3 separate regions of the Mus musculus genome follow, and regions 1 and 3 are each linked to region 2. Evidence: chromatin loops called from intact Hi-C (ENCODE). Cell type or tissue: heart. All regions are shown on one strand.

Region 1 (8,000 bases), 760 kb before region 2:
TCCACATTGTTCTTAGTCCTTTGTGTAAGATTGAATTCTCATGGTCTTTCTTCACCACCGTGGCCAGACGTCTAACACCCCCACCACCACCACATTCACATCCACTTTGGTACGCCCACTGGTGTTATCTTTATTCAGCTCATGTTTAGGCAGTGTGCTGGCTAGTCTTTCCACTTGACACACAAACCAGAGATATCTGAAAAGAGGGAGCTGGAATTGAGAAAAATCTCTCCATAAGATCCAGATGTATGGCATTTTCTTAATTAGTAATTGATGGGGGAGGGGGCCCAGCCCATTGTAGGCAGGGTCACATCTTGGCTGGTGGTCCTGGATTTTATAAGAAAGCAGGCTGAGCAAGCCAGTGGGCAGCTCTCCTTCATGGACTCTGAATTAGCTCCTTATAGATTCCTGCCCTGCTTGAGTTCCTGTCCCGTCTTCCTTCAGTGATGGACAACTGATATGGAAGTGTAAGCCAAATAAACCCTTTCTTTCTTCCCCAGCTTGCATTTTGTTGTTGTTGTTGTTTTTCGAGACAGGGTTTCTCTGTGTAGCCCTGGCTGTCCTGGAACTCACTCTGTAGACCAGGCTGGCCTCGAACTCAGAAATCCACTTGCCTCTGCCTCCCAAGTGCTGGAATTAAAGGTGTGCGCCACCACTGCCCGGCCCAACTTGCATTTTTTGTCATGGTGGTGTGTCCTAGCAATAGAAACCCTAAATAAGACTGGCAGTCATGCTGGTGAGACTTTAGAGGTATAGTTCTGACATTACTAGAAGACACAGTCTCCAGCAAAACCCTGACCCTCTGGTTCTTACAAAACACAGTCTCCCTACCACTTCTGCAATGTTCCCTGAGCCTTACGTGCAGGAGATGTTTTGTAGAAGTATTCAATGGGACTGAGGTCCACAACAACTTTGCATTTTGTTCGTGGTTTTCTGTAATTGCCTTCATCTGTTGCAAAGAAAAAATTCCTTGATGAGGTGTACAATCAATACTTTAATTTAAAACTAACTCAGAGCACTGGGTGTGGTGGCATGAGCCACCATTCGGGAGGCAGAGGCCGGCATATCTGTGATTGGAGGACAGCCTGGTCTACACAGTGAGTTCCAGGCCTACCAGGTATAAGAAGTGAGATCCTAACTCAAAAACCAGACCAAAACAAACCAAACCAACAAAACAGAAACAAAAAACCAAAAACCAGGCAAACAGGGACAACAACAATTCAGAGTTACAGGTGGAATTCAGTGATAAGGCATTTGCCCACTATCTCTGAGGCCCTGCCTGGGTTCGATCCCTAGAATGCAGAAAACCAAACCAACTAACCAAATAAACAAAACCCCTAACCCTAACCAGATTAAAACCAATTTAATTTTAGTATGATTGTTTTTATGTAGTTGTCTCTTGCAGGAGATTTTTTTTTAAAGTTACAAATATTACACTTATGGATTTGCCTTTACCCATACTCTGTACATCATATAATTATTGTAAAATAAAGTTTCTTAAATATTGAAATTGTATCTGCTTTGCTTCAGATGCTTTTCCATTCTCAGTAGTTTTTATACAGTAATTATCTAAAGGAAAGTGGCTTAGTGGAAGGACTGAATGGGCTTTTATCAGAAACCTAGTATCCACTAATGGCTTTTAGCCAAGACTGACTTTGTGATCCGGATTAAGCCATTGAGTTGCTGTCCTGGCTTCAGGGTCCTCGCCTCATTTGTGGAGAGAATGCATCTAGCAGCAGATCTGTCTCACTCCTCCAGGTTCCCCATGGACTACGGAGGCTTTTGTCATTCTAGTCAGTAAGAGCACGTTCTGAAAGGAGGTCAAAAGCTTGATGATATGTCAACAACAATGATAAAAATAATTAGGATTAAATAAAAACTATGAAATGTACTTCAGGACGATCCACTGTTGTTTGCAATAGACTGTGATAAGAACAAAAATTCTTCATCGCTCAAATTGCTTTCTGGGGACATTTCTACAAAAAAAAATCAACTCAAAGAAATCTCTGATTGCTCAACAATACAGTATACATCAGCTGAAGGTGAATTCATTTTAAAAAATACACTCATAGCTTTCCAACAGGGAGGAGACATAGATGATTCTCCAAAATAGGTGTAATCTGTTATTTTAATGTCTGTTTCATTGGGTCTGATGTTGACTCTTTCTATCAGGTTTTAGTTTTTGAGAGACAAACTTTGGTGATAGAGCCCAGAATAGCCCTGAATTCTCAATGCTCCCACATCAACTTCCTGTGTGATTTTTTTTTTAATGGACCAGATATTGACTTTTAAGAGATAGATAGGGCCAGAATCATCTAGAGTCTGCAGCCCCCCCGGTGAGCTAGATACTCTATTTCAGGGCTAGCAGCGGAACTCAATGGCAGCGCACTTACACCTACCTAGACCTCTAAGTCCTGGCTCTGATACCTGGAACTGAAAAAAATACCTATTGTGTGTCAGAATGCTGTCCCAGCACACAGCTGGCTCAGAAGGAAGGACTGACTACAAAGCAAGTTCTTGGCCAGCCTGGGCTTCATGCAGTCAGGCTGCACAATGAGCAAAAATGAAAACTAAATGGGATAGGGAAGGGGAGAAGGAAGTGGGAGAATAGAGGGGAGTAGGGTTGGGAAGAGAGGCCCTTAGCCTCTGGAGGAGGCAGCATTTACACTCTGAAGCTGGTGGTTCATTATTCAGAAGATGAACTTTGGTGTTTTACTCCTGTCCACATTGGAAGAAGCATTGTCTATACTCAGGTGTTTGGAACTGCTGAGGCCGGTGTGTTCCCTAAATATTAATGAACGGGCACGTGTAATGTCCATGAGCATAATTTAACTATGAAGTGATTCTCCTTCTTAAAGAGCTCACAATGTCTTACTCAGTCTTGGAGAAGGGCAGCTGGACCGACAGCGATCTTAACGACTACAGAATTTTCCCTATGTGGGCCGGAGGGGTGGGGGTGGGGAGGGATAATTCAGTGACAGCGTGCTTGCCTAGCAGGCAAGCTTCCCTGGCTTCAGTCCCCATCTGCAAAGCAAAACCAAACAAATGTTCCTATGATCCTATCTTATCAGTAGACGGCTAGCCTTCTCTTCCTCTCTGCTAGCCACTCAAAAACATCTTTTTTACCACTAGGGAGGAAGGGAATCAAATATTGCTCTTTCACACTTAGGAGCTGCTTTCTATGGGAAGCTTGCTCTCCTAAGCCAAAGCAAGCTGCCCTTTCATTAGTGGTCTGACATCTTATTAGCAAACAAAATTGCTTAAGGCTTTGTCTTAGTGTCATTGTTCCATCTGGACTCAAGACGCAGCAAACCTAGCTTCAACCAACAGAAGGAACTCGATGTACTTAGATGTACTCGATAGTCACAGGCTTCAAGATCTGAGTAAGACATGTTTATTCTTGAAAGAATCCACTGAAATCCCTCCTTCTCGACTATTAGTTTTCCTCCTATAACCTGTGTGAAGTCGTGGGGGGATTTTTCTCGCCCCCACCCTGCAGTTTTCAGTGTCAGAAAACAAAGCACAGAATCTTCTCATAGTGGTGTCTTCAATAAGCCTAACATGCAACATCAATTAAATTACAGATTATTTTAGTACTAAGACAGTTCCGTTTCCTCTTTGGCCTGTTTTACGGAGGAAAAAGTACCTGCTCCAATCAGAGATTGATTTCTGATGGGTAAACAGAAACACGTTAGGGGGACTAGTTTTAGTTCTTAAATTCCAGTTCACAAAATGAGCCCCACCCCCACCCCCCGCAGGGCCAATGCTTCAGCTCGGCTCTTCCTTTTCTTCCTAAACAGAGTCGAGAGCTTGCTTGTAGCCTCCTTTTTCTTTGGAATACTCCCCTTCCTTGTCCACCTCCTCCCAGCCTGGCGCAGCGCTCGGAAGGCAGGACTTTGGGAAAGTCGCGCCTTTCTAAAGGAGTGGGTGCTGTTTACAGGCTCCGGCTGCTGGCCCCGAAGGTGACTGGAGTCAAATGTAAACCTGGCGTTTATCTCTCGCAGTCAAACATGTTGTGCAACCGGGAGCAGTGGGCACTGTGTGAAAGGTTGTTCCGGCAGCAGCCCCAGGTTCAGGATTACTCAGCTCTTCACCCTGAGCTATGTGGGACCAAGATACTGGAGGTCACCTGTGATGGAAAGACCAACGGGCCAATGAGAGGAACCAGGAGGCGGGGAAACAGTTCTTGGCAAACATTGCGGCACAGGGCAGGACATCTGAAGGAAAGTTGTTTTGTGACCTTTATTGTTTCCCATGAAAACTTTCTCAGGCATGAAACCTTAGAAGTCAGAGCAGTTTCTGGCAATACTGGTTTATTGGGGGGCCAAAACATGCTTTTTTGTAAAAGCCATTTTTCTTCTTTTTCTTGAGTCAAGATCCATCATCCCATGCAGCCCAGGGTACCTGAGAGCTGAGAATGACCTTGAACTCTTGGTCTTGCGGCCACCCCCCATTGACAGGCATGTTCTGCCAGACCCAGCTAACAGTCTGTTTTCCTTTGGTAGTAAAATGTTTAACTATTAAAAAGAACATCATCAGGCCAGTCACCCATGCTTTGTATCCTGTGAGGCTGAGACAGGAGGCCTGAGAGTTTGAAACCTGAATTTGTATTTCTTTTTTCTTTCTTTCTTTTTTTTGGAGGGGGGTGTGGGCTTTTGAGACAGGGTTTCTCTGTGTAGCCCTGGCTGTCCTGGAACTCACTCTGTAGACCAGGCTGGCCTCGAACTCAGAAATCTGCCTGCCACTGCCTCCCAAGTGCTGGGATTAAAGACATGCGCCATCACTGCCTGGCTTGAATTTGTATTTCCAAAAACCAAATACAAATACCTAAACAAAACAACAGAAGAAAAATATAAGGAGAGATGTTTAAAATCCATTTTGCTAAGAACCAGCTCTATTATGGCTGAGGTCATCATATGCTTATTAGTTTTTGTCACTTTTGTTTTGGTAACTTAAAAGCCTTTTCTCCCTTACCATATTTTAAGCACTTAAATAATATTCTATTCATCATATTTTATAACAGGACTTTCTATAGACCTGCCAGCTATATAAATAATGTCAGAGGTTTGTTAATATTTTAAAGCTCAGGCCTTAGCTGGCAGTCTTGCAAGGACTCTATCCTGATTAATTCTGGCCTGCATCCTGCCCCATGGCCAGTTCTACCTTTCCGCCAGGGCTCTCAGTCCACCTCCGCACGTGCTGCTGAATCTCCTGTGTCCCAACTCTTCTCCCAGCGTCCCTATCTCCTACCTTCCACTTCCTGCTCAGCTATGGGCCTTCATTAAAGCCGATGAGATACAATTCTAGACTGCCTTAGGCAGGTGAGGGAGAACAAATATTTACAAAATATGAGACCAGTGATGGGCCAAGGAAATAACAATACCAGATCCTGCTAATGTTTAGCTCTCTGCAAGCACAGCATTAACACTTGAATATACAGAGAGACACACCTTCACATGATGAATCGCAACAATGTTTCACTTTAATAATTCACCCAAATAGATTGCTTTCATTCTGTTTCTATACATAACACCCAAATGAACATAGTTGAAATAAAGCTTCCTATAAGAAAAGTTGTAAGTTCAGTGCCTTATAACACATATAAAACCTATGTAAAGCTGGGGTGTGTGTGTGATGGCAAATGCCTTTAATCCTAGTGTTTGGCAGGTGGATCTCTGAGTTCAAGGCCAGCCTCGTCTACAGAGTGAGTTCCTGGACAGCTAAAGCTACACAGAGAAACCCTGTCTAGAAAAATAAGACAAAACCCCAACTTAACATACAGAATATATGGAGCCGGGCTTGATGGTGAATGGCTCTGATGCATGCTTCAAAGGAGAAGGTGATGTCGGAGGAACGGGAAGGAGTTCCAGGTTAGCCTTGCCTACATAGCAGTTTTGAGACTAGGCAGAGCTACATGAGACCCCGCCTTAAAAACAAACAAGCAAAAAGGTATATCTGAGTAGCTCCAAGAACAATAACAAAGAAACAGGAGAGGGGTCACACCAACTCACAAAATAAAACATCTCTCGTAACCCGGAAGTCCGCCTCTTGCTTTCCCTCACATCCTTCTTCTTCCACACCGATAACCGACAGCCTAAACGTTTTGTTTACCACATAAATGTTCTGGGTATTAGTTTCCCCTCAGTTAGAATCTGGTTGATGGGGAGAAGGCTTCGGGTTAGAAATGAACAGGACTCTGCCGAGGGCTTGAGTTCTGTTCCTAGCATCCACACTGAGCGGCTCACAACTGCCTGTAACTCACTTCCAGAGGTACTGACTCCTCCTCCCAAGTACCTGCACTCATGTCCACAAACCCACACTTAGATACATATACCTATTCATAATTAAAAATAAATCTTGCCAGGCGTGCGCACACCTTTAATCCCAGCACGCGGGAGGCAGAGGCAGGCGGATTTCTGAGTTCGAGGCCAGCCTGGTCTACAGAGCGAGTTCCAGGACAGCCAGAGCTATATAGAGAAACCCTGTCTCAAAAAAAATAAAATAAAATGAAATAAAATAAATCTTGCCAGGCGTGCGCTCGCCTTTAATCCCAGCACGCGGGAGGCAGAGGCAGGCAGATTTCTGAGTTCCAGGCCAGCCTGGCATACAAAGTGAGTTCCAGGACAGCCAGGACTATTCACAGAAACTCTGTCTCGAAAAACCAAAAATAAATAAATAAATAAATAAATAGATAGATAGATAGATAGATAGATAGATCTTGAGAGAGAAAGAATTTGATAGTGACGGTGAGTGCCTTGCATGCTTGTCCAGCTAGTTTCCTGGTGTCTGTGGGAAGCATCGGCTTCTAGTTCTACTCCAAAAATGATCGGACTTGTCAGATTTATATAGGCAGTGGCCCCACAGACCAGGGAGCCCCTGTCTAGTCTAGAGGTGAGCTCTGGAGTGGCAGTTCTCAGCACTGAGGAATTAGGACTTAGTTCTAAGAAGTTGTACCCTAGAATGGTGTCAGTCTGGTTTTCCTGTGTGAGGTTTCTCTCACCCGCCTCACTTCTCTCTACCAAGAATTTGGTTTGAGTTTTTAAATTTGTACATTGTTATTTCCTTACTTCTTAAATGGGCAGCGGTTAGGGCTGGAAATGTGACTCAGTTGGCAGAATGCCTGGCTAACATGTGAGAAATTCCCCAGCGCCACATAAAACCGGACATGCCTGTGGTCTCAGCCCTTGGGAGGTGGAGGCAGGGACATCAGAAGTTCAAAGTCATCTTCTGCTACGTGGGAGTTTCAGGCCTGCCTGGGCTACGAGGCCTTTTCTAGAAACAAAACAAAGTAAAACCCTAACTCAAACCCAAACAAACAAACAAGCAAACAAATAGACATTTCTCTTAGCAGAGCTTATTGATAGCTGACATCTGAGATGAACGCCAAGATAATTGGTCTCAGCTTTATGTGACTCCAGAAGTCAGATTGTTCAGATTGATCTTGGCACTAAAAATACAGGAGCTAAACTGAATTAAAAATAGCCGGGTCAGCTATTGATATGCCCTCAGCACTTGGGAGGACAAGGTAGGAATATTAAGAGTTTGAAGCCATCAGCTGGTCACGTGGCATAGTGGGTAAAAAACACTTATACAGCAACTTTGCCAACCTCATTCAGTCTCTAGAACTCATAGTGAAAGGAAAGGCTCCCAAAAGTTGTTCTCTGACCTGAGACACGTGCTAAGGCATATACGTATCCCCACCACACACATTAATAATAATAATTCTTTTTTTTTTTTCGAGACAGGGTTTCTCTGTGTAGCCCTGACTGTCCTGGAGCTCACTTTGTAGAGCAGGCTAGCCCCAAACTCAGAAATCTGCCTGCCTCTGCCTCCTGAGTACTGGGATTAAAGACGTGCACCTTTAATAATAATAATAACAAATGATAATAAATTTAATAATAATTCTTGAAATAAAAATATTAAAACAAGCCAGGCGGATTCCCCATTAAATCAAAGCATAAGAGCCACTCTTCCACAAGTGGTAGGGCACATGCTTAGCA
Region 2 (8,000 bases):
TCTCAAGCCTGGGCCTAAAGGCCTAGTTTTTTGTTTTTATGTTACACTTTTTCATCAGGATTTGGTGCCTGCCCATGGGATGGATCCCAAGTTGGGTCAGTCACTGGATGGCCATTCCTTTAGTCTCTGCTCCATTTTTGTCCCTGCATTTCTTTTAGACAGGAACAATTCTGGGTTGAAAATCTTGAAGGTGTGTTGGTGTCTCCATCCCTCCACTGAAAGCCCTGTCTGACTACTAGAGGTAGTCTCTTCAGGTTCTATCTCCCCACTGTTGGGCATTTTGTTTAAGATCACCCACATTGAATCCTGGGAGCTTTAAACACTTCTTAATTGCATTTATTTATGTAGGATAGGTAGGATTTATGTATGTAGGATTTGGGGAATACCTGTGCCTTGTGTGAAAGTCAGAAATTGATTCTCTCCTCCCACCTTGTAGGTCTCAGAGAGAGCTCAGGTTGTCAGGCTCAGTGGCAAGTAAGCACCTTTACTTGCTGAGTCATCTCACTGGCACATGTGCATAGACTTTCATGAATAGACTCATGACACAAACCTCTCCCAGTTGTCTTCTTTTGTGTACCACACCTGTGAAACACATTCATTCTGTGCACATCAGCAACAGGCTTCTTCTTATGGCTGAATAGCATTCCATTGTATCCGTATGTCACAATCCATCTTTCCCCACATTATACAAATCTATGGATTTAAGTCTTAATTTCTCCTGTATAAATAGAAATTAGAAACTGGTGGGTCCCAATATGTTTCCCTCTGTAAGACTTCCCACTTTTTTTATTGCTGTGATAAAATACTCTGGCAAAAGTAATTTCAAGAGTCATTTATGTACACTTATAGTTCAAGGTACAGTTGATCATGGAAAGAAGTCTGGGCAACAGAAACTTGAAGTAGCTGGTCACATGACATCTACAATGAGGGGAGAGGGTGAGTGTTGGCTTGCAAGCGGTCAGTTCACATCAATATATATCACAACTAATATCAAGCTAATCCCACACAGGAACGTCAGATGTCCACCTTCCAGTGACTCCTGACTATGCCAAGGTGATAATTAGCATGAATCTTTGCACAGGAAAAGCTAAAGAGTTCTTCAAAAATGTATCAGCTCTCCTCTCTCCCTCCCTGACAGTGTCTACCCATCACCTAAGAGTGCTAGATGCTCTGCAGAGTCGCCTGATTTTGTTTATTCTTGAGTTTTGTCATTTTAGTACTGTGAGATGGTATTTAGCAGACATGAGCAATTTTCTGAGGATTAGCCTGTTGAATTTGTTTCCATTTTCAGGGGAGGCATTTATATATCTTTTTCTATTTTCCCTTTTTGTTTCATTGTGCTTTTCATTTGTTATACTTTTGCTAAATATTTGTCTAAACCTTTTGCCCATTTAGATTTATTTTCTCTTATGGGTATGAGTGTTTTGCCTGTATGTATGTCTGCCTGTGTTCCACAATGTGCCTGGTGCCTTCAGAAATTAGAAGAGGAGGTCAACTGCCTGGAACCGGGGTTTCAGATAACCATCTGTGAGCCATCAGGTGTTTGCTATGAATGAGCCTGGGTCCTCTGGAAAAGCAACCAGTGCTCTTAACTGCTGAGCCTTTTTTCCAGCCCCATCTTAATTTATTCTTGATACATTTCTGATGATGGGTTCTGATTATTCTCTTGAGATTTGTCTTGTATTACAGTTTGACTCTCTGTTGAACAGTTTGACTCTGTTTATGATAAAGACCAGTTTGACAAGTTTTTCAGAGATTCTACTTTCTGTATTCTATCTTAGAACTCTTTGTTCACCCTAAGGTTGCAAAAAATACTTTCCTATGTTTTCTTCTATAATCTCTATCTCAAGTTAATTTTTCACTTGAAAGAAAAGAAAACTAAATCTTACCCACATACTTTGGAGTCCTCAGAAGTACTGAAAATCAGTGAGATTGGTAAAGGCGCTTGCTATCCAGCCCAATGAATGAGGGTTTTATCCCTAGAACCTACTTGGTGGAAGGAGAAATCTAACTCCTGGCAAATTGTCCTCTGACCACAACACACATGCAAAGGAAATAAATAAACAATGCAATAAAAATATTAAAAGAAGTACTAAAACCCATTTAACCTCATGGGGATGTTGAGATAAAAATCATTAAATTAATGCTTGTTTACTGACCTAAACCTGAAGTTGGCTTGATTAAGCATTCATTCAGACATCTGAATGTTAGTTTATGGAAACAAAGGGAGGGGGAGGGGGAGAGGTGAGGTGAGAGGGAGGGACTGTGAGGAGAGGGAGGGAGGGAGGGTCTCAGAGGAGAGGAGAAAGGGGAAGTTGCAATCTAGATGGAAAGTAAATAAATACAAAATTATCATAAAAGGCAGGCTAATAGAAAGTTACACCAAAGCATTTTTAAAAAGCATCTAATTGGAAATTTTAATTCAATAGACCTGTCATTTTCACTCCTGTTTTTCCTGGGGGAAGAACAGTGTTTTATTACTTTTCAAAAGTTGTTAGAAAACAACCAACTTTCTTTTTTTTTTTTTTTGAGACAGGGTTTCTTTGAATAGCCCTGGTTGTCTTGGAACCCACTCTGTAGACCAGTCTGGCCTCGAACTCAGAAATTCGCCTGCCTCTGCCTCCCGAATGCTGGTATTAAAGGTGTGCGCCACCACCGCCCGGCTCTGCGTGACTTCATAACCCTTCTTTTTCTGCATATCAGAAAACCGGTGCCAATTAAACAAGTTTTAAAATTATTTTCTCATGCCAAGTTGGAGGAAAGATGGGAGGACGAGGAGAAGGGAAAAAAAAAAAAAAGAAACTCTAGTTAAATTAAGTAGTAACTTGCCTTGTCCTTCGGTAGTTCGTTTGTTAATGAATTGAGACAGTTTGTATAGGTGTTGTACAGGACTATCTTCTGAAACAAACAAAATCTATCTTACCACATTCTGTAATGTCTACTGGCAAAAGATCATCTCAGCTGGGCTTGTTGACCCACACCTGCTCATAAAGGGGCAGGGAGGTCAGGCGACCCTTACCTGAGTATCCACCCTACCTACTGTAGTACGCAATTTTATCCATAACTAGAAGTGGCCTCGCTGAGGGGAGGGGTAGAGTCTGTAACCTAGGAAGACTAAGGGAGTGGGGTGGCTGGGTGGAGAAGTCTTCATCCCGACTGGGTAAAGGCTTTCTAGGCGTAACTTGGGGGGATGAACACCCTGGCTCTGTGAGCAACTCCTCCTTTACGTCATAGAAGGAAGCTCAACTCACCATTCCCTCCGCAGAGTGTCCTTTGGAGGACTCTTCTGTTTGCTGCTGGAACAAGGATAGGCCTTGTCTGTCTGCTCAAGAGAAGGAATTTTAGCTGACTAGCCTAGGCTGGGCTTGTATTCACTATGTAGGGAAATCTGCCCTTGAACTTCTAGTTCTTCTCTGTTTCCCACCCAAGTACTGGGATTACAGGCAGGTGCCACACCACAGCCGACTAATGGTGATAATTATAAGCACACAGGAAAACCTTTGCCCAGACTTCATTCTGAGAAATACTGAAACCACACCAAACTAGCAGTTTCTGACCTTTGTCCCTCATTTTACAGCCCACAAAGCTATGACTTGAACAGCTAAGACTTCGCTGTTATTTAAAATTACAACAAATATTTCCTCCAAGTAGGTATGTTTTACACATTTGTATCATAACAGGGCTAACATGTCATTTAATATACAGGAAAAGGAACGGAAGTACAAGAGTGACTCTGCTATTATTCTACTCCAAAGTGAGCAGTGTAAATCCTTAAATTTCCCTCTCAGGCCAAGTAGGTGGGCTTCCGCCCTTGCATCTGTGTTCCGGATGTTTGGTTACCAGGCAACGTCTAGCGCCTGCCAGACACCTGTGAAGGGGTGCGGCCCCTGGTCCCCGAGCCTCGGTCCTGGACCTAATCGGCGCCTGCGCAAAATGTGCACAGGCAGGCGTTACCTGCGACCGGCCACCCGCAGAGAGTGGACGGGCGTGGCCGCCCAGTCAAACTCGCGGGTCCAGGCCGGGCAGCGCCTGCTGGGAACAGACTGTACCCCAGGCTCTAGAGGACCTCCCCAAGCTTTTGCTGCGTTCCTAGAGTATGGTGCCCATAGTTCTGGGACCGAGTAGGCTATGCTGGGGAGGGGTCACCTGGCGGGTTGGGCATACTTCAACAGGCATTGGACTAGTGGAACATAGGTAACAAGTGTCCTGTTTTAGTGTGTGGGGGGAGTAGGTGATCGAGTCAGGGCCCTGGTCACTTAGCTGCCACACATTTCTCAAGCTCCCACACAGACGTAGGAGAACAGCGAGCCTCCCAGCGTGCCGGATAGCGGACTGCTTAGAGAACTCACTCCCCTCCCCAGGCCTCTAGAGGAAGGCTCTTACCCAACATGCACCAGGAGCTAATTTGCATAACCCCAAGGTAAACCACACGGACCCACGCCGCCAGCGTGATCCCCACTAAGCAGCAGGGGTTCATGAGCATAGCTACACAGTTTCACTGAAAAAACTTTTTCTTTGTTCCCGGGTTTACTGGGAGGCTAGGAGAAAAACGCGGGTCAAAGTCACCCTAACTTAAAAAGTCAGGAATTCTTCGTCCTTATATAGTCCACGGCTAGACACTACGATCGTGCTCGCTTCGGCAGCACATATACTAAAATTGGAACGATACAGAGAAGATTAGCATGGCCCCTGCGCAAGGATGACACGCAAATTCGTGAAGCGTTCCATATTTTGGCTCTGCTTACTATGAACAGGTCATTGGACCAAATTCCAAACAATAACTTTTGACTTCTCCCTCACAGCGTCTCCAAGTCAACCCAGCGCGTCATTCTTAAATCCTATCCTAGCTTTTTACTACTGTATCTGGCCCCTAGTGCTTGTTTTCATCAACTAAAATCTGCTGTTATTAAATTTGGGGAATGCATCATTGGCCAGTGTTTCTTCCAGGCTACATGCAGAGGGGCGCCTAGTGAGACAGATCCTAATGGCAGGCTGTTTTTTAGCTGTTACACACACTCGGGTCTACAAGCCGGAAGAGAATGAACTAGCGACGCTCCTGCTGTTTCCCTATTAGGGCTCATCAATTCATCAATGTAAATTAAAAAAAAAAAAGATTAATAAAGAAATTCATAAACTAAAAAGTCTTCTAAGAGAAAAATGTCATTATTCCCGGGGTGCTTGGGGTTTAGTATTACCTACCTGTTACCGCGAAACTCCATCTTATAAAGATATATACAAAGTTGCCAGCATTGTAAACTAGAATCTCAGTTTACACCCAATGTACTTTATTTAACACTACAGAGAGATAACAAAAATCGAGGTTGCAAAATATGGAACGCTTCACGAATTTGCGTGTCATCCTTGCGCAGGGGCCATGCTAATCTTCTCTGTATCGTTCCAATTTTAGTATATGTGCTGCCGAAGCGAGCACGATCTTAAGGCCTAACCGTGGACTATATAAGGACTCAGAAAATCAGATTCTTTAACTTAGGGTGATTTTAGTGCTTACGATCCTCGAACTCCTCCGTGCACCCTAAAACGAAGGAGAAATTTTTCAGCAGAACTGTGTGGCTAGACTCTTGAAATCCCCCTGCTGCTGAGGGAATTGCGCAGGCAGCGTGGGTCCGTGTGGTTTACCACGGGGGGGGGTATGCAAATTAGAGCCCGGTGCATGTCGGGTAATAGTCTTCCTCTGGAGGCCTAGGGAAGGTGGTGAGTTCGTGGCTCTCTCCCCGCGCGGCATGCCGGGACTGCGGGCGGTGAAGCCTCAACTTCTGTGAGCCGGCAGACTCCGTACCGCACAGCTCTAGACTAGTTGGTTTCACCACTTAAACGTTCTAGGGATAAGCACATTGGAAACAGAAAGTAGGGAACAAACAAAAGTCCCTAACTACCCTACCATTAGTAAGTCCTTTACTATATCTTACATTACAGCAAGTCCTTTCTATATCGCTTAATACTCAGCTCGCTCTCAAATTTACTTGATTTCAAAGATGCCATCTTAGAAATTGTCATAACATAAAGGGCTATACTTAATCTCACATCTTATTTAATGGCGGTATGCTTTGACTTCTATTTTCCAACGATCATTATTCGTTTCTCTTCAGGCTGTTAATTTCCTGAAGAAATAAGATACCTTGTTGTGGGTATGTCTTAGATGTGGTCCATTGTGTTGTTATGGATTTTATGTTGCTTAATTTGTTTATTCTCCCCGTTTCTTGAAAATGTGTAGTTTTGCAGAGGCTGAGAGTTTGACTTTAAAAAAAAAAAGCCGTATGCAATCATGATGGTAGGGCATGCACTTGATATTGTACCTCATCAGGAGCATGTGACGTTGACATGTGAATAATGAAATCTCATGGAGTCAGTATCCTGACACCTCCATTATCAAGCTTTTACAAATCTTCCACCCAATGGTTTTAGACAACACTGATAAACATTGTTCTGGTATGTTCGTATTTAACCCTTGGGTAGAGCACGCTGGCGCGGAAAGCACAGAGTTGGCCACCAGAGAAAGGGATGACAAATGAAGAAAGGGGTGTTGATTCTGAGTCTCTGGATCATTGGATTCCATAACCAGGTGTTTCCCAAAGTTGGAGCTAACAAATTACCTTCTTCGGGCAAGATTGGAGGTGTTTGTTCCCTCACTGGGCAATGGTTCTAGAGCCCTGCGGTGCTAGTTCTGAGCCCTGGTTTCTAGGGCTGTTGTCGCACAGAATTTTGTAAAATCCAGTGGACACACAGAAGCAGCCTCTCTTCCTCTCCTTCTGTTAGCATGAGATTTGTCTGGATATTTTCAATATGTTTCCGGTCAGTGTCTTAGGGGTTTATTGCTGTGAAGAGACACCATGACTACTGCAACTGTTACAAAGGACAACATTTAATTGAAGCTGGCTTAAAGGTTCAGAGGTTTAGTCCATTATCATCATAGTAGGAACCATGGCAGCATGCAGGCAGACATAGTGCTGGAGAAGAGCTGAGAGTTCTACATCTTGATCTACAAGCATCAGGAAGAGACAGTGAGCCACTAGGCCTGGTTTGAGCTTCTGAGACCTCAAAGCCAGTGACAAATATGCTCCAACAAGGCCACATCTCATAATTGTGCCACTCTTTATGGAACTATGGGGGGCATTTTTATTCAAACCACCACAGTCAGTCTATACAGTTATTGAAAGACTCATCTGTTAAGTGAATCTGCCAGGGTTATTCAAACTTAACATCTTCTTTACTCTTCTATCTCTGTCACACAGCTAGCTGCCTTTGTTGCTTTGTTTCCCATAGACTCTTGTCTTTCCTTACAGTGTTTTCCTGTTTCTTTTTTCCCATCCTGCAACCCTCCCGTCAACACTGCATACATTACACTAAACATGTTTACTCAGTATTAGACTTTTGCTATAAATTATGTTCATGTCTTACACCACACATTTGCAATATTAAAATGCTTTGGCTTCTGATGAACTCAAAATATGTTTAAACCGGGTGTGGTGGCTCATGCCTTTAATCCCAGCACTTGGGAGGTAGAGGCAGGCAGATTTCTGAGTTTGAGGCCAGCCTGGTCTACAGAGTGAGTTCCAGGGTAGCCAGGACTAAAACAAAAACAAGCAAAAAAATTGTTTAAGATCCCACATTAACAGTTTAATTTTAAAAATCCTGCTCTTTTACCCTAAAGTATATGTGATCAACCAGTCTTTTCATGGGGAAATACTGGTTTTTATTACATCTTCTAAGAGGCATTTAGGAAAGTTTGCAGTAGGTGGGTCTCTTTTAAAGTAGTCGAACCTTGAATTAAGATTTGCTTTTGTGAGAATAAGTTTAATAGGCATGGTTAACAACTTAGCTTTAGGAGACATTTATTTGAAGGATTTCCTCAGATTTTTTTAAATAAGGAAAAACTTATTTTTGTATTCTGGAACATTTGGACTTTATTGTTAGTAAATATTATTGTCATAATAATCCTACTTGTTCACATTAGCAGTAATTCTGTTGTTTTATCCAAAAAT
Region 3 (8,000 bases), 290 kb after region 2:
GAAGTGGATGCTCACAGTCATCCATTGGATGGAACACAGGGTCCCTAATGAAGGAGCTAGAGAAAATACCCAAGGAGCTAAAGGGGTCGGCAACCCTATAGGAGGATCAAAAATATGAACTAACCAGTACTCCCCCCCCCCCACCCAGAGCTGTGCCTCTAGTTGCATATGTAGCAGAGGATGGCCTAAGCGGCCATCAATGGGAGGAGAGGCCCTTGGTCTTGCGGAGATCATATGCCCCAGTACAGGGGAATGCCAGGGCCAGGAAGCAGAAGTGGGTGGGTTGGAGAGCAGGGTAAAGGGAGGGTATAGGGGACTTTCGGGAGAGCATTTGAAATGTAAATGAAGAAAATATCTAATAAAAAATAAATATTTAGAAAAAACAGTACAGACCACTAGGGGTGGGGGGGAAAGACCTGTCCCATTTTGCAGATGATGAATCTGAGGATCAAATGAGCTGAAGGTCATGTGACTGCTAACTCTAGAGAGGACTTGATCTGTGAGAGAGTGTAAAATGCCAAGGAATTAAGACAGTAATCATACGAATAGATAAAAATCCATTTACCAAACTCACAAAAGCGCTTCTGGGTTAGTAAATGGACAGTGGGAACTTTTCGTAATGACTGTGTGGGGAAACAGCCACTTGTCTAAAGTGGGAAATTCTCGGATCTACTGAGCAGTAGATCCAAACTCTTGGAACAGTTGAGCAGTGCCCAGGAGGGAATGCAGCCCTGGTGTGTGTGTGTGTGTGTGTGTGTGTGTGTGTGTGAGAGAGAGAGAGAGGGGGGGGGGAGAGACCTCAGTGAAGACACTCAGATAAGCTTTGATACAGTTCAAGGCCTTCTTTTCACACTCTGGGTTTCTGGAGAACATTGTCCTGAGAGATGACACTAGTCACTTGGAGTCAGTGGCACTAAATTGATAGGTGCATGACACAGGTAGGCCCATTTCTCTACAGAGATGCAAATGTCTTCAAACGCCAGATTACGGTATCTTGGCCGTAGTCAACTGGCCCAGCTGTTGCTGTATTTCGTTCTCAGAGACATAGACACACAGCTTTTGAGAGCTCGCTGCCAGCTGGAGATGTCACCGCTTGTAAATTATTTTGGATTTAGTGCAGCACAGGCTTAGCCCATCCCTTGCTCTTTGTAACTGGGTTGGATAAAACTGTCCTCATGTCTGCACAGAGGCAGCTGTCCTTGTGCTCAGAGATGAAGCTGGGAAGGTGTGGGTGGAGTGTGTTGTAAAAGTAGGAGAATGAATTAAAGTGACACTGGTTTTAACAATGATTTTCCCCACAGTTAGATAGGTACAGACGGGCCCCGTCCTTACAGACTTCATTTTGGTTATGTGCCTACACATCCGTGACCACACCCCGACTGTGGCAATCATCACACGACCCCTTCGCTTTCTTCCTTTTCCGTTTTTCCTTCATTGTGGTTACCAAGACTCACACTCGCTGTGTTAACCATGTGAGGTGTGCAGTTCAGGAGTGCTGGGTTTTCACATTCCTGTGAAACAGCTCGTGAGAATATTCTCCTCTTGTAAGCCTGAAACTTGCCAGTGGGTCTCGACCTCCCTAAGGCTATGGCCCTTTAATGCAGTTCCTCGACTTCGGATGACCTCCAATCATACAACTATTTTTGTTGCTACTGTTATGAATCATAATGTAAATACCTACGTGTTCCAGTGGCCATAGGCAACCTCTGGTGCACAGGCTGAGAACTGCTGCTCTATGCCATTAAACGGCCCCCTTCATTCTCAGCTCCTTGTCTCTAACTTTTAGGGCTCTGCCAGCAGCATCTGCATGGAATGACACGATGTCTTTCCTGTGACTGAGTTATTTCACTAGCACAAGTCAAATCCAAGTTCTGTTCATTTTGTCTACCCACTGTTTGCAACACGGTTGCATCTCCTATTCAAAGCAAGAATAAGTCATAATATAATAAAATGCATAGTGATATGTATAGTAATTCACTATGAGCTACACATCTAGATTTTCCTCTGCCTTGAATTGGCATCTCTCATTGTCTTTGTGACCAGATACCTGACCAAGCAGCTTAAGGGAGGGGATTCATTTGGCATGCAGTTAGAAGGGACACAGGGAAGGCGTGACCTCAGGCAACTTCATGACAGGGTCACATGGCTGGGCCTCTTCACTTCTCAGCAGAACTGGAAGCAGAGGCCAGACTGGAAGCTGGATGTGGAAAGCTATGTCAACCTCGGGGCCAGCCCCAGAAACTCATTTCCTGCAGCAAGTCTCCACCTCCTTAATGTTCCATGACCACAGCAGCAAATAGCTGGGGAGCACGTGTTCAAGTATGTGGGCCTATGGGGGCCATTCCCCATGCAAAGGGTGAAGCAACCCCACTGTCCTGTTAGGGAGAACCTGAGAACTCCCCTTCTGCCCACAGCCCCACCCCCACCCCACTCCCGCCTCCGCGTCTTCTCTCCTTCCATCTTTTCTCTCATCCCTGCCTCTTTACTCTTCTGGACCTTGTCTTCACTCCAGCTCCCGAGAAAGAAAGAGAGAAAGGCAGCCAGCTTTCTTCTGTGGACGTGAATGTTTGACATATTTCTTCTGTTCACACACCATTGGTCCAGGTCACCAGGGAGCTTCAGAAATGAACCAGCGTGTTATTGCTACAGATATGTCTTGCTGTAACTGCTGCTTAGAACAACTTGGTGAAAGGAGGGGACTGTGAAGTTAGAAGGAAAGGGGCCAGAGAGGGAATCGAATGCCAAATATCTGCACAGCAAAGTTACGAAATGAATCTGTTTAATGAATGTATGACTACATGAATGAATGACTGTAAGAAGCTAAGTGTAAGCTTCTTCTAGACTAGGGTCATAAACCAATGATCCAAGGGACCAGGTGGATTGTGGAAATGAGTCGTATAGGATGCATAAATGAGGGACAGTGGGCTGATTCAACTGGAGCCTACACAACATGTCTAAAGGACAACACCTCTCAGCTGCAGATGCCATTTGTGTGGGAATGTGACTTTGTACGGCAAGAGATTTTTTTTTTTTAAGTAGGAAACCTACATTTTATGTGACATCTCTCAGTTTTAAAATTTTAATCTGAGCCGTTTTTAAATAGATCCAATAAACACATTCATGGCAAAGATTTGGCTTCAAGTCACCAAGCTGCCATCTTTGATGGGAAACTACTTAAGGTTTTTAAGCATATAAGATTGGTAGCTTCTATACATTAATCTGACCCTCGTTTGGGGACATGCCTCTAAGCCATGGCGATTTTCAGCTGTGGCTGCTCGTTACAACTGCTGGAGGTTATCCCAAACACCCCAACCTCAAACCTTACCCCAGAGCGATTAAATCAGGCCCTATTGCTTTACAAACTCTTCCAGGAGGTCTGGCAGGATGGCTCTGTGCATGAAGGCGCTGGCGTGCAAGCCCGGAGCTCTGAGTTTGATCCCTGGGACCCACTAAAGGAGAATGGAGAGGATCAGTCCCACAAACTGTCCCCTTACTGCTCTGCACGTGGTATGGCACATACATATGCACACACTAATAACAATTGTTAAAGTTCTTCAAGCAGTCGCAATGTTCAATTAAATTGCACAGTAATCCTTTAGGGCCAATTTTAAAGGGTTTTGCAGTAGGCTGTTTATGTTACTACATAACTGTGGATCCATAAAGATGATTTGTTACGTTTTTGGGTCTGTCTTAAAATAAGAAAATGACTGGGCGTGGTGGAACACGCCTTTAATCCCAGCACTCTGGAGGCAGAGGCAGGCAGATTTCTGAGTTCAAGGCCAGCCTGGTCTACAGAGTGAGTTCCAGGACAGCCAGGGCTATACAGAGAAACCCTGTCTCGAAAAAAACAAAACAAAACAAACAAACAAAAAAAGCGGAGAAAAAGCTAATTTTCAGATTTCAAGTTGAAAATTGGGGGCTAGGAGAAGTAAAGATTTAATAAACGGTTCTCAGGGAGCACATCAAGTTAGGTTACGCAGTAAATGTTATCTTAAATGCCAACACTATGGCCGTAATCCAAGTTGAGAATTCTAAATCAACACAATGGTTTTAAAGATAAGCCCACAAAATTCTCTTTAGGGATAAAATAATAAGTCTTCAGAGTAATGTGTTGTGGCAACGCCAGGAGAGAAACGCAGCCTTGCATTAACCCTGCTGATAGATTTGTTGAGCGTGCCAAGGTCATTGTTCAAGGTTGGTTGAGAAGAACCACAGCTTAGAAACAAATCCCTTCTTGTTTTCCCAGGAGGAATGCTGCAGTGCCTTCTGTGGTTTCTACAAAGCTTGCCATGGGCCTTGACAGAATATTAGTGATGATTTACCACCACCGTGAGGCTATGCTAGGCACTGCATCTGGTTCTCTTGGAAAAAAAAAAAAGTTCTGTTCACAAATATAAATGTGAAAATGAAAATCTCAAAAAAATTGTAGGGTGGTGTGTGTGTGTGTGTGTGTGTGTGTGTGTGTGTATGTGTGTGTGGTGTGTGCTGTGGTGTGGTGTGTGTGTCTGTGTGTGTGTGTGTGTGGTGTGGTGTGTGTGGTGTGTGTGTGTGGTGTGGTGTGTGCTGTAGTGTGGTGTGTGTGTGTGTGTGGTGTGTGTGTGGTGTGTGGTGTGGTGTGGTGTGTGTGTCTGTGTGTGTGTGTGTGTGTGCTGTGGTGTGTGTGTGCTGTGGTATGGTGTGTGTGTGTCTGTGTGGTGTGGTGTGTGGTGTGGTGTGTGTGTGATGTGTGTGTGTGCGCTGTGGTGTGGTGTGTGTGTGTGTGGTGTGGTGTGGTGTGTGTGTGTGTGGGTGGCGTGGGATGTGTGGGGGTGGTGGTGGTGTGGGGGGTGGTGTGTGTGTGTATCTGTGTGGTGTGTGGTGTGTGTATGTGTGTGTGTGTGTGTGATGTGGTGTGTGTGTGTGTGTGTGTGTGTGTGGTGTGGTGTGTGTGTGTGGTGTGTGTGTGTGTGTGGTGTGTGTGATGTGGTGTGTGTGTGTGTGTGTGGTGTGTGTGTGTGTGTGTGGTGTGTGTGTGTGTGTGTGTGGTGTGTGTGTGTGGTGTGTGTGGTGTAGACTCTTTCTTGGTATGGAAGGACCATGACTAGGGAAGAAACCCAGGTATCCGTATGACTACAGCAGCAAGATGCCGTTGACATTCAGGTTTACATTTTAAAGACAATTTTAAATTTTGAGAGAAGGAGGGCAAGAAGGAGAGAGAGAGATAAGGATATAGGAGAAGATGAGGAGAGAGAGGGGGGAGGGGGAGAGAGGGGAAGAGGGAGAGAAGGAGGGTTTTTCTGCCTTGTGAGCTCCAGGCTGGCTACCCCATGAACCTCTGAGTGACTATCCAGTCCCCTCCTACCAGCTCATAGGAGCACTGGGGTTGGTGGCCTGGTAGCAGCATCTCCAGCTTTTGACGTGGTCCTGGGATCCAAGCCAGGTCATCAGGCTTGTGTGGCAGCTTTTATCCATTGAGTTATCCTGCTGACCCACGTTTAAAAATACAATTAAAGCAACGCTTAGGACCCCAGTGAATTATTCTCTTCTCCTTTAAACATGAAACAACAACTTTTCATTACTGTGTGGTATTTTGGAAGGAGACAATCACAAATCTGAAAAAAAAAAAAGATATCCTCTGTTGCTTACTTGTAGAATTTCAGGAAAGATACTAAATAGCCATTCCTTTCATACTTTATCACATTTGATTGATAAAATATGTAGATAATACCACCGTTATTAGTGAAGAAAGATAGAAAAGCTACTACTCTGACCAATGATTCACAGTGGGCAATTGAGTTTTATTCACAACTCCACTTATTAATTACGAACACTTAAGTCTCTTCAAGTTTACAATCAAAGTTCTATGATTTTAGTTTGATTTTATTTCTTGAGATATAATCTAACTTTGTAGCCCAGGCTGGTCTGGAACATACTCTGTAGTGCAGACTCGGGCTTGCGGTGAGCCTCCTGGCTTGACCGCTTGAGTGGCGAGGTTAGCGGTGAGAGCCACTGTGCTTGGGTGCACTTTGTAGTTTTGAGATGTGATATATTTTACCACACCATTGCACTGACTGCTTTATGAAATCCCAGAGAACGAGGACTACATGAATGCTAATCTTAATGTTATTATGATTTCTCCAACGAATCTGGAGAGTTGGCATCAATTATATTGAACAAAGCTGCAATAAGAACCTTTGCTTCTGTGCAAAGCATTCTTTGGTGTGTTTTCCTCCAGCATGGGGCTCTGGATGAGCTTCTCTTAGAGAATCTTAACGGCCCGTGAAAGTGAGGCTGGATGTCAACAAGCTTGGATGTGGGAAACTATTCCTGATGCAGTCTCAGCACTGTAAGATGGAAGAAGCAGATGTCTTGGGAGAGCGGGGCCTTGCTAGAGTTTATAAGATGCCTAGAGAGTGACCAAAGGTGACAGACAGGAAGAATTAGGCATGGGCTAGTATGAATTTGTGTCAAATGAGGTCAGGTAAATGTCACATACTGGAAACATTCATCTTGGCAGACTTGCCTCTGGGATGTCTCTCAGTACTGTCGCTTGTCCTCTGTTCAGACAAGGTAGGAAAAAACCATTCTCAAAGCCTAGGTTCTATGTCATGGTCATGAGTGACATCAGCCTGTGTGCGAGCCAGAGGGTCTTACTTGCTGGTCTGACTTGCTTTGTGAATAAAAGTGTTATCACGAAAGGATGCTGCCAGTAAGTCGGGACCGCGTGCTCTCCGTCCTTCAAGCTGGAGAATGAAGGTGTTGGCTACTTCCCAAGAAGCGAGCGGCTCTGTCTGCTTTCCACTGACCCTCATGCTTTAACTCGGGTAAAGGAAGTAATTGTGCTTTCTTGAATGTTTTAAGAAAATCATATTGGCAAAGTGTCACTTATAGGTGATAATCTGTCATTTCCCCCTCCCACGTGTGTGTATTTGGAAGACAGAAGATGGAGCAGAGACAGAAACAAAGGTGTACGTTACAGTTAGCAAGTTAGTACTTTATCGTTTCCTCCTTTCTGCCCTCCAAACTGAATATGGCAGAGTTGATGAAACTCTATGCTTATGATTTCCTTAATTTCTGTAGTATAGAGATTTGTATTCATATTTACAAAAATAATACTTAATTTAAAATTTATATTTACAAAGTAAAGCTATTTTTTCTGGTCCTATCGTCACTCCATCTCAAGGTTTTTATTGTGTGGTGGATGCCATTGTGTTTAAGAGACAAAGGGGGTGCTAAAGCAGGTGTAGGATCCATAAAAAGTCATATTGTGCCCTGATCTTTTGCTAACACATTCTACTGGGATATAAGAGGATCAAGAACTCCTAGAATAGTCTTGCTTAAGACATAAAAAAAAAAAAAAAGAACCTTCAGAAGCGTAGTAGATAGGACTTCATAGCAAAGGAAACATCACTCTTGGTAGGAAGAGATTTCTGAGCAGTGTGTTAGTGACTAAAAAGTTTCCCTGGTGCTGTATGGTTGCAAAACATGACAGCTGATAAGGTGGGCTCTGGAGCCATAATGTCTTCTAAGCCAAATTCCATCATTCCCTCTAGTGTTAAACTCACCATGTATATTATTTTGAGTAAATAACTTGACTTTTTGGTACTTCAGTCACATCCCCTGCAAAATATACTACTAATCCCAGCATAAGACAGAAGGAGGCAAAGGGTCATGAATTCAAGACCAGCCTGGACAACACAGGGAGTTCAAAACCATCCTGGACATATCAAGACACTATCTTAGAAAAGCACAGGCAAGATAGATGCGTGGCTAAAGGCTGTGACAGTTAAATGTGTTTAAGTTTCTATAGAGCCCCAAGAACTGCTTAGTACCCACTTACCTTGTATTCTCTTTAACCCTTTAGTTTACTAAGTCACTTTGAAGTCAACTTTCTGCAGGATCCCCTGCCACATTGTTCAAATCTACCCTTCCCATGTCTTGGGACCTATCATGGCTATCCCAGTTTCCTGTACCTCTTCTTTGTGAGACTCTGGGCCTCCTGCCACGATAGATGGTGTTTA

What was found. Hi-C counts contacts between places; a loop is a spot of excess contacts. Peaks named below come from ENCODE experiments on the same cell type or tissue, not always from the same donor. Only the 100,000 strongest peaks of a DNase experiment are listed, where the experiment ranks them.
Region 1: it touches region 2 in a loop (4-fold over the local background); 4 of 42 quality-filtered maps call a loop at or near these places.
Region 3: a loop joins it to region 2, with 6 times the contacts of the local background. A loop is called at or near these places in 8 of 42 quality-filtered maps.

What each region holds. Positions count from the first base shown.
Region 1 is chr12:51,841,033-51,849,032 of GRCm38, forward strand. It overlaps Gm34894 (a long non-coding RNA gene), which reads right to left. Exons shown (of 3, transcript XR_381584.4): 2 at 1,655-4,129; 3 at 636-949. Among named protein-coding and RNA genes, the nearest start is that of Gm34894, 6.8 kb to the right of the region's middle. In heart, no CTCF peak of the experiment used is centred here; DNase peaks (open chromatin) are centred at 4,119 and 7,129; H3K4me3 peaks cover 1,669 bases; H3K27ac peaks cover 3,451 bases.
Region 2 is chr12:52,599,161-52,607,160 of GRCm38, forward strand. It overlaps 1700031P21Rik (RIKEN cDNA 1700031P21 gene), which reads right to left and starts at 3,162. Exons shown (of 3, transcript NR_045910.1): 1 at 3,020-3,162; 2 at 2,830-2,895; 3 at 824-918. Gm35239 (a long non-coding RNA gene) reads left to right here and starts at 3,793. Exons shown (of 7, transcript XR_001780617.2): 1 at 3,793-5,904. It overlaps Gm23296 (a small nuclear RNA gene), which reads right to left and starts at 5,431; the gene lies at 5,325-5,431. LOC115488100 (a small nuclear RNA gene) reads left to right here and starts at 4,628; the gene lies at 4,628-4,734. In heart, a CTCF peak has its summit at 4,878; DNase peaks (open chromatin) are centred at 3,961, 4,291, 4,711 and 5,711; H3K4me3 peaks cover 2,936 bases; H3K27ac peaks cover 2,643 bases.
Region 3 is chr12:52,891,601-52,899,600 of GRCm38, forward strand. The region is part of intron 4 of Akap6 (A kinase (PRKA) anchor protein 6); the gene reads left to right. Among named protein-coding and RNA genes, the nearest start is that of Gm51971, 97 kb to the left of the region's middle. In heart, a CTCF peak has its summit at 4,322; DNase peaks (open chromatin) are centred at 1,081, 2,241, 2,521 and 4,251; H3K27ac peaks cover 1,275 bases.